Regions from separate parts of the Homo sapiens genome. Here region 2 is linked to region 1. A link is an interaction called in ENCODE POLR2A ChIA-PET data of the cell type or tissue named here. Cell type or tissue: A673. All regions are shown on one strand.

The links. Peaks named below come from ENCODE experiments on the same cell type or tissue, not always from the same donor. Only the 100,000 strongest peaks of a DNase experiment are listed, where the experiment ranks them.
Region 2: POLR2A ChIA-PET joins it to region 1 with 5 read pairs; 1 of 35 experiments calls an interaction of 5 or more read pairs at or near these places.

Annotation. Positions count from the first base shown.
Region 1 is chr6:144,655,550-144,660,549 of GRCh38, reverse strand. The region is part of intron 51 of UTRN (utrophin); the gene reads right to left. Among named protein-coding and RNA genes, the nearest start is that of SNORA98, 250 kb to the right of the region's middle. In A673, no CTCF peak of the experiment used is centred here; a DNase peak (open chromatin) is centred at 2,719; H3K27ac peaks cover 481 bases.
Region 2 is chr6:144,950,543-144,955,542 of GRCh38, reverse strand. No RefSeq gene overlaps it. Among named protein-coding and RNA genes, the nearest start is that of TRQ-TTG4-1, 230 kb to the left of the region's middle. RefSeq lists enhancers at 411-910, 3,222-3,889. In A673, a CTCF peak has its summit at 3,322; DNase peaks (open chromatin) are centred at 2,532, 2,922 and 3,262; H3K27ac peaks cover 4,770 bases.

The DNA.
Region 1 (5,000 bases):
AAATTACCAGCTGACTTGAGTACAAAGAGTTTCTTCTGATGTGGAATTCTAAAAGTGACAGGCATCATGAGAAGCCCTCCTGACCAAAGGAAGTAATTGCTAATTAGCCCTTTACTTGAAAAACATCTTTAAAGGAGACAGCAAAATTGAATATTCCTTATAAATTATACTAAACCACCAAAGAGTCAATAGAGCATCTATCTAAATGTATAGTGAAAAAAAAGGCAAGAAAGAAAGGAAAAAAGTACATTCATGAAGTTTGCTTTCTGCATACCTTTTCAAATTTTGTCAGCAGTTCCCGTAAGTTGAAGTTCAGACCAATCATTGTCCAGTAGCCCTTGAAGCCTACATCTTTCCGGCAAACTTCCTTCAGACAACAGCGTTTAACTTCTAAACACCGTATCTTTTCTGGCTATACTTTAAAATCCTTTGTAAAATCCTTTACAAGCCTTGCCCTTGAGCTATGGTCCATCAGCAGCAGCGGCAGCTTGCGCTGGGACATTTTAGCCACCCCACTGTGGGTCCGTTTTTTCATGGACTTCGGAGTTCGCAAGGAATAGACCTGCTTCTGTATTTCCTGGTAGCTGTGTTCCACGAGGCTGGCATGGTCTCCTCTTTCTCTGGGAAGTCCAGGATTCCCTTCTGCTCACCTCACTAATGACCTGCAGGCCACAACTGTTCTCTCCAGGGCCCCAAGCTTAGAGTTTGGTCTCAATTACATACAGCAAAAAAAGAAGCTATATCCTGGAAACTTGCATGAGAGAAGAAAAAAAAAAAGCCAAGTATTACCAACTTCCTCCATTCAGACCGATTTCAGAACGAAAAAAAAAAAATCCTGGGTAAAGAGCCAGTTTTCAAAGAGCATGACTTATGTAGAGTTCGAAGGAGGAGTGTACTCTTAGCTGAAGAAACACCAAAACACAGGACAAGAGGCCACCGGTTCTCACTCTCCCAGACACCAGCAGCCTGGGTTGCTATGGTAACCACCAAGCTAGTTTCAGTCCATTTCCCTAGGTCAGCCTGGCCTAAGGGATGCTGTCAATGCAACAGAACTAAACTTGTTTTAAAAGGTGTTCTGTCTGTCCAGAGAAAAGCTCTCGCAGCAAATCTAGTCCCTTCTGCCGGCTTTGTGGCAGGGGAGAGCAGCCTCAGTGGGCTCTGGCAGCTCCCCTGGCTGATCTGACAGCAGTGTGGTAATCAACTTCTCTTTCCAGCAGTTGTTTATTATTTTAATCAGCATCCTCCCTTTCCACCACCCCTCACCCAGTTTGAAGTGAAAGCTCACTCCCACTTCCTGGAGGCCTGCCTGCCCCAAAAGTCAGTTCTCTATCTTTTACATTGTCTCAATCTTGAATGGATCACAGGTTCCATGTTCCAGTTGGGAGCCAACCCATGAAAAGAAAAGGGAGTGAATGTACAAAACAATACAAATCACAAAAGGAAATACGCGTTGATTAATTTTATTTTTCAAAAAGGTGTTAGCAGGCAACTGATGAAGAAAATAGTTTTAAAGTGTTTCGATCTCTTTGATGCCGCTGAAAGTCATTCAGACTGTTTTCTTATAGGGAATTTACTTGTTTCTGACATAAAACTTAATGAGAGAAACTACTGTACTCAAAATGTGAGTAATAACTACATTGAATGTGTCTTCCATTTTGATGTTAAATTACTACTGGCACTCAGAGAAACACCATCTTCCAGGAAGTTTTAAGTGTCATCGCTTTAAAGAAAAAAACTCCAATCCAAATTATAAATTCTTTGTAGTGATATTATGGATATCATTCCAAGGCAAATGTGATTTTGCTTTTGCATTACATAGCTATACAGTATACCAATAAAGTATAACAGAAATGTCCATTTGAAACATGTTTCTCTAGTTGTAGGCAGAGTTTCATCATAAAGATGCAGTGCTTATAATGGTGACACTACCACAAGTAGAATAATGTAAATTTTAATATAAGTAAGTTTACTTTTTTTGCATCAGGGCATAGACCAAAGTGGGGGGGGGAACCCCTAAAATCAGAATATGCATCTCCTAAAGGGCTAATGAGTTGCTTAAATATCAATACCGTTAGCACTTATTTAATCATGGGTCGTAAGAGATTCCATTTAAAACCAGAAAAACTAAAAATCTATCAGGGAACAGTATACAATGTTGGTATTATTTTTTGGATTTGCAAATCATTTTTCTTTCTATTTCATTCCTAACTTATTTTCATATCAGTATTTAAATAGCATGTGTTTTACATATGCCCATCTATACAAATTTTAACAAGCTTTTAAAATATTTTCATTATTTTTTCATAAAAACCTGTATGTCCCCAGGGGCAAAATGGCTTTATGAGCTTTCTAGCAGAACGTGTTTCACCTCAACGCACATTTGATTTCAAAAACAAATGTGTTAATCTAATGCTTATTCAGAAATTCACAGGTAAAAATAATCTACAGTTTGGATCAAAACAGCACTGACATCAGCATGAAGACCAACCATCAGAACTGTGGTGAAGAAACTTACAGAGAAAGTGGCCACAGGGAACCTGGTCTGTAAAGACTCTGGGGCCACATGCTGAGATCTTTCAAGAGCAGCAAATAAACTTTTTACATAAATACAAGACAAAAGAAACCACCAGCACCAGCACCATCACCACCACCACACACACAAAAAAATAAATAAATAAAAAAGGGAGAGAAAAAGAACAATCTTTCTCAGCTGGGCAAACTTCCAGCTACCACCCAGGGTGCTGGATGGCTGGGATCAGGGACATGTGCAAACACGCCATTCCATTCCCCCATGCACAGATCAGAAGGGTGAATTAAACAAAAACTCCGTGGAACAACAGGGAATACCATAGTCTTTCTCTAAAGTAGACCCTTTCTGTTTAAAGGGCTCTTATAACAAGACAAGAATGATATGTTATTGTTAGAGTCCCACATATCTTGTATCCACACCCAAGGTTAAACACAAGGCATAAAGATGAGGGAAAAGAAAGGGTATCCTTTGTATTAGGCCTTCTTCCCAAAAGATAAGAGCATGGGAACTTTTATCAGCCTGATAAGTACCTGAGTCCTGGACAGGAGAAAGGAACAAGAGTATGTTCTCCTGTGGAATTCGAGAGTAGAATATCCAGAAACTGTTGCCTTTGTATCAGCTACCTTCTCAGAACTGACATCCTCTGCTAAGGTAGAAACGATGACACTTACCGAAAACTCCCTTATATACAGTTATGCAGCAACAAAAACTAAGATATTGACAAATCTAGCTATGATGTCAGCCTCTTTTTTTTTTTTTTTTTTTTTTTGAGATGGAGTTTCGCTCTTGTTGCCCAGGCTGGAGTGCAATGGCGCGATCTCAGCTCAGCGCAACCTCCACCTCCCAAGTTCAAGCGATTCTCCTGCCTCAGCCTCCCGAGTAGCTGGGATTAGAGGCATGCGCCACCACGCCTGGCTAATTTTGTATTTTTAGTAGAGACGGGATTTCTCCATGTTCGTCAGGCTGGTCTCGAACTCCTGACCTCAGGTGATCCACCTGCCTCGGCCTTCCAAAGTGCTGGGATTACAGGCGTAAGCCACTACACCCAGCTGATGGCAGCTTCTTTCGAAGAAAGAGTACAAAACTCAGTGGATCCATATTCAAAAACAGATCATCAAAAGAATATGGGATCATTTGAAAGATTTTTTTTAAATTCTTAACTAATTTTAATCACAGGGTAACTATACTCTCACTAAAACACAAGAAAGCAACTAAAAATGTTGTTTTTTAAGTGTTAAAGTCAAATAGATTATTCATGTAAATATCCAAAGTCATTCTGTGAAATTCAAATAGCTAAATATCTAATATATTACTCAAAAGTATTGCACTCTTTGATAACTGATACATTAAAAGACTTGTAAATGTGAGTTGCTTTTATAAAAGTGAGCACATTTCATCATGAATTTGTGTTTGATATCTATAAGATAAAGTGTACTTTCCATTACCCAGATGTAGTGGCCCATGACGATAATCCCAGCTACTTGGGAGGCTGAGGTGGGAGAATCACCTGAGCCCAGAAGGTCGAAGCTGCAGTGAGCCGAGATCGTGCCACTGCGCTCCAGCTGGGGCAACCAGAGTGAGACTTTGTCTCAAAACAAAGAGTACTTTCTTAGTTTAAAGTCAGTACACAAAATATCATCTTGGTAATATACCTACATTTCTACAGTCCTTTTTTATCAACCACCTCTTTGATACATTATCACCTGTAATCCTGTAATTATTAAAACAAAAAATAGATGCCTCCAGTGTAAGCAATACATCACCAGAGAGACTTAATAAATTAGATGATGACATTTGAAGTAGTTGACATTTTCCCAATTTAAGCCAATGTGCAAATAAATTGTTCACTAATCCTCAGTAGGTGGAATATGCTTGACACTACCAATCCCTGTATCAGATCAACACTGAATAACCCAGGAATCTCTAGCTAAATAAACCATGTTTCAAACATAGACATAGAGTTTCATGAGAAAGCAAAAAGTTCCAGAACCACAGAGAAGCACAGGAAAACTCAGCAATGGACTCAAGAAAATCTAAATCTAAACTGCTTAATAAAAACCACATTCCAATGCCAAAATGAAGAGAGCTATAGGTATGGCTTTGCCAACAACTTTCAAAGGGTAGGACAATTTACAAATGTTTTGTACTTAAAAACTATATTTCATATAATTTGTTAAAAGATGACCTATTTAGTAATTTTATTAAGGCAATAAAAGATTCTTTACAGCTCAAATAAGAACTTTACATCTTACTCCTATAGTGGATCTTAAGGCACCCTTCCCACTAAAGACAATTTTTAAAACTGTAAAGATCAAGTATGTTTTCTATGTAAATTCTAACAGGTTTCTCTTTATATTGGCCAACACAAAGAACAAAAAGAAAAGAAAAGAAGAAAAGCTTCTTAGGAGCCTCTAAAGTGAAGCATATGGAAGGTCAATAGGTGATTACACATAAATCGCTACATCATGGC
Region 2 (5,000 bases), 290 kb before region 1:
TGCAGAAAGGAAGGGACAGGCCCTGCCTCACTTCGGAACTATTTCTTCACTGCCATCCTTCCCTCCTCCTTCCATCTCACTGTGCTACCTCTGGTGTCTGGGAGGAGGGGAAACAAAAGAGGAAAGAAGGAAGGAGGGCCAGATGTGGTGGCTCATGCCTGTAATCCCAACACTTTGGGAGGCCAAGGAGGGCAGATCACTTGAGGTCAGGAGTTCGAGACCAGCCTGGCCAACTTGGTGAAAACCCGTCTCTACAAAAAATATTTTAAAACTTAGCCAGATGTGGTGGTGTGCGCCTGTAATCCCAGCGACTCAGAAGGCTGAGGCACAAGAATCACTTGAACCCAGGAGGCAGAGGTTGCAGTGAGCTGAGATCGTGCCATTGCACTCCAGCCTGGGCAACAGAGTGACACTCTGTCTCAAAAAAATAAAAAAATTAAAAAAAAAAAGAAGGAGGGAAATGGCTCCCTTAACTAGTATCATGACAAACTATCCCCACAAAGTCCTCTGTTACACAGTTGGTTCTTTCTTTCCTGGGCCAATTCCAAAAACCTTTGGCCCCCTCTTTACAGAGACCTCTCACAGCTAGTCTCTGTGACCTATGTAGTCTCTGGCTAGACCCCTAGCCAAACCCCTCATTCCTGCCACCAGTGTGTGCCCCATGTAGGCTCTCTCTGCTGGGGTCCTTCCTGGGATCAGGCAGCCCATTGGAGTGGGACCCGTTTCAGGTCTGACCCTTGCTTTGTTCTTCTTCTGGCTCTCAGGAAAATACCCAGCCCCTTTGCCTGCCAAATCAGAAAATGCAGGTGGCCCTCTCCTTTCATGTTGCCATCAGGGGCAATGTCAGCCAGCTTCTCACCTTTGCCCTTTCCAGATAAGGACCAGACACAATCTCTGAAACTCTAGCTTAGGAGGCACAAGGAGAACAGAACTCAAGTTCTCCAAGAACCTTCTCTCCATTCTTTGCTCTGATCCTAAGGTCATCCCCGAATGGCATGGGGCCCCCATGTTTTGCATCTTAACGTACAGGGCATGAGAAGAAGACTGAGATGGCAGTCTCCTCCCTGGAAGACATCCCTCCCAACTCAGAGAGCATCTCTGTAGGCCCTCAGCTCCCTTCTTGGTGGACTAGCAAGCAATCCAATACCATCCTCTCCCAGTGAGGGCAATACAGCCAGCCATTCACTTATCTCAAGGAAATCCTCATCTTCTGCGTACATCAAGCACCCTCTTTAGAATGTAGGGTATTTGCCACTTACTGCTCTTAGCTCTGAGGCCTCAACCACAAGTAAACCAGCAAGAATAGTCTCATTTACCATCCTGTTACAAACGTTTGCTCGATTCAGGCCCGCCTTCCATTGTCTATCCCTCCGGAGGATCTGCTCAGAGTCTGCATTCTTATTATGTGGCTCACCCTCATCTCCAATGACCTGAGGTTGAAAGCAATGCCTTTGAATGCCAGCCACATTCTTTCATGGCTGCTAGAAAGACACCACAGGTCATAGCCAGCCTGTGGCACACTTACCAATCTGATTAAAAAAAAAAAAAAAATGGGTGGGGGAGTGTCCACTACCCTTAGCTCAAAAACAGCGCTGCTTTCCTTAAACATCTGGAAATATGCCCCAGCAATGCTGAGGCTGCTGGCAGAGGTAAAAAGACCAATTCCCAAAACATAAAATGGTGGGTAAAACAAACTTATCAAGCATTAGCCAAGGGAAATTCTACTTTTTGTAGGTGTATAATAAATACAAGAGGGAGGGAGAAAGAGACATACACAATGGGGGAGGAAAGAGATTGGGCAATAGTGAAATGAGACTTTTGGAGGGAGGCAAAGTGAGAACTTTTAAAAAAAAAACACAACCATCCTTAGACTTGATCAGAAAAGCTGAGTGAGGTAGGAAGGTGTGTGCACACCTGCTTAGGCAAGGCAATACTTTGAAAATAATGAGCCAGTATTTTTTTTGGCCAGAAAAGGAACTCACCAAAAATAAAGTGGGAAATGTTTTAAATCTTGTTAATTCTGATAAACACATTCACTTTCACATGACTTGATTTTTTAAAAATAATTTCAAAGGCAGAGCAGAATTGATTGATGGTGAGCTGGCCTAGCCTGAATACTATAGGTAAGGGTCTGACTTCTGGGATGATTTTACTCAAACATTCTCAATGAAATCATTTATCGAATTCTCCAGTTGAGTTCCTACCATGTGCAAAGCACAGTGCCAATAGAGGAAATAATTAAGCAAAATACAAATGCTATAAACATCAGCTATGGGGAACTTGTAAAAAAAAGCTATTATATTAGGAATATTTAATATTTGCCTTATCATCTTCAGCAATTTCCAGTTTGCTATTTAAGAAAAATTTCCAGCTTGCAACCTTACCTCCTGATCATTCTAAATCAAGAGCTTTTGAATATATTTAACACTTTTTATTTTAAAGGGAGCTGGAAAGGAAATAGAGAAATGAGATCAACAGATAGATTCAGTAATTTACCATCAGAAGTTTCCCCAGAGCTGCCAGTAAATCCCTTGCAAAGTACACAATTAATATTTATGAGGGAGACATGTAGGTCTTACATCTGCCATTGCTTGGTAATTCACTTAATTTCTTTATGGTTCTGTTTTCTTAGCACTACGATAGAATCAATCTACCCCACTCCCTTGAGTGAGGGGGATGGGATTTGGTGTAAAAAAAGGTAAAGACTTGAAATTTTAAAAAAATAATCTGGGTTGGGTCATCCTTCCTGGATGGCAAAGATAAACCAGTTTGCACCTAGTAGAGGTTCTTGTAACTTGATCCAAGCTCAGGAAAGAGTCAAAGCCTCTTACAATAATGACAGAGTTTATTATTCTTCAAGGGCAGGGTGACTATTCTTTCTCCATATGATATTTGACTGTACAGTCAGTCGCCATATCCACGGGTTCCACATCCACAGATTCAACCAACCACAGAGAGAAAAAGAGAGAGAGAGAGAAACAAAGAAGGAAATAAGGAAAGGAAAGGAAAGTGGGAGGGAGGAAGGAAGGAAGAAAGGAAGGAAGGAAGGAAGGAAGGAAGGAAGGAAGGAAGGAAGGAAGAAAATACAGTAATTTAAAAGAATACAAACAAAAAATACAATATAACAATTATTTACATAGTATTTATGTTGTATTAGGTATTATAAGTCATCTAGAAATGACTTAAAATATGCAGAAGAATGTGCATAGGTTATATAAGTTGACAAAAAAAGCCAGAATCTGTAAAATATTTGAAGAGACTTATTCTGTGCCAAATATGAGTGATCACTGCCCAGGACACAGCCTCAGGAGATCCTGAGAACATGTGCCCCAAGTGGTTGGGTTACAGATTGGTTTTATACATTTTAGGGAGACAAAAGTTAGAAGCAAAGACATAAATCCATACATGTAAGGTACACATTGGCCTGGAAGGATGGGACACGTCAAAGTGGTGTGGCAGATGAGGGCTTCTAGGTCATAGGTGGATTCAAAGATTTTCTGATTTGCAATTGGTGAAAGTTAACCTTTGCCTAGAGAGTTGAAGTCGGCTTAAATAAATGCTTGAATTAAGATAAGGGGAGCTGTGGAAGCCAAGGTTCTTGTTATGTAGATGAAGCCTGCAGGTAGCAGGTTTCAGAGAGAATAGATGGTAAATGTCTCTTTTTGAAACTTAAATGTGTCAGACTCTCAGTTAAACCTCCTGGATCAGGAAAAGACCTAGAAAGGGAAGGAGATTCTCTACAGAATGCAAATTTCCCCCGCAAGAGATGACTTAACAGGGGCATTTCAAAAGATGTCAAAGAAAATATATTTTGGGGTAAAATAATTTCCTCCAAAACCTGCTATCTTTCACATGATGCTATATCAGAGTCAGGCTGGAGTTGGTTATCTTATTGCTACAAAAAGTCTGTTTTTCTTATGATCTTTATCTTAATGTTAGTGCTGGTCAGTTGTGCCTAAACTCCAAAGGGAAGAGGGTATAACAGGCAAGTCCAACCCTGTCTTCCAGTCATGGCCTGAACTAGTTTTTCAGATTTTCTTTAGGATCCTGTTGCCCAGGGGGTGGAGGAGTCCATTCAGTTGATTAGGAGCTTACAATTTTATTTTTTATTTATGTATACAAATACTGTGCCATTTAATATCAGGAAATTGAGCATATGGGGATTTTTATATCCATGAGCTGTGGATACTGAGGGATGATGGTATTATCCAGGAGAAAGTAATTTTGACTGTGACAGTGTGTTCTGGCATCCCAGGAAAACTTGTGAGGAAATTTCCCTGCCTATATCTGGTGGGGAGACTAAAGAGGATTTGAAATTCCCGTGTCCATCATCACTTGCAAGACTATAACTTACAGTCTCCCTCCTCAAAAGCTAATTAGTGTTGTGCTAAAGTTTCAAGAGGGAGAAATGGTGGTAGAAGAATCTCCACGTGGAGACTAATGGAGATTCTCAAGGAAAGGTGTTGGGGATGCTAGAAAAGTTGTTGAAGGGGGAGGTGGCCAAGAAAGGAGAGGGGACTGAGATGAAAGAGTGCAGGAGAAGGGTTTCATGTGCGTCACCCTACTCTGGAAGGCCAAGTTTTCAGGTAAAGCTACAATCTCCTCTGAAGTCTGAGCTTCTAGCAAAATTTGTTTCCAACTCCATCCTGATTGAGTATGTGTTGGGTTGGAGAAGACTCAGAAGGAATGGAAGGAGGAGGTGGCGCCCAGGGGAAAGACGATCACCTGTCATTCCTATTGCAGAGGTTTGATCACAGATAGTGAAACCACTTTTGCAAAATTATGACTGAGACAGTGAAAAAGATCTAATTTAGTGGACTCCATCTTGCTTCTAACCTCCAAGCTGTCCTTGTTCATTCCTGGGTGTAGGCTGAACTCACTTTGGGAGAAATATGGTTTATACTTTATAGTTTAAAACAAAGATGATAACAGCCCTTTCCCAAAGCAGACCTCCTTCTTGCCTGAGGACTAGATCGCCTTTGTAGAACTAACATTAGCCA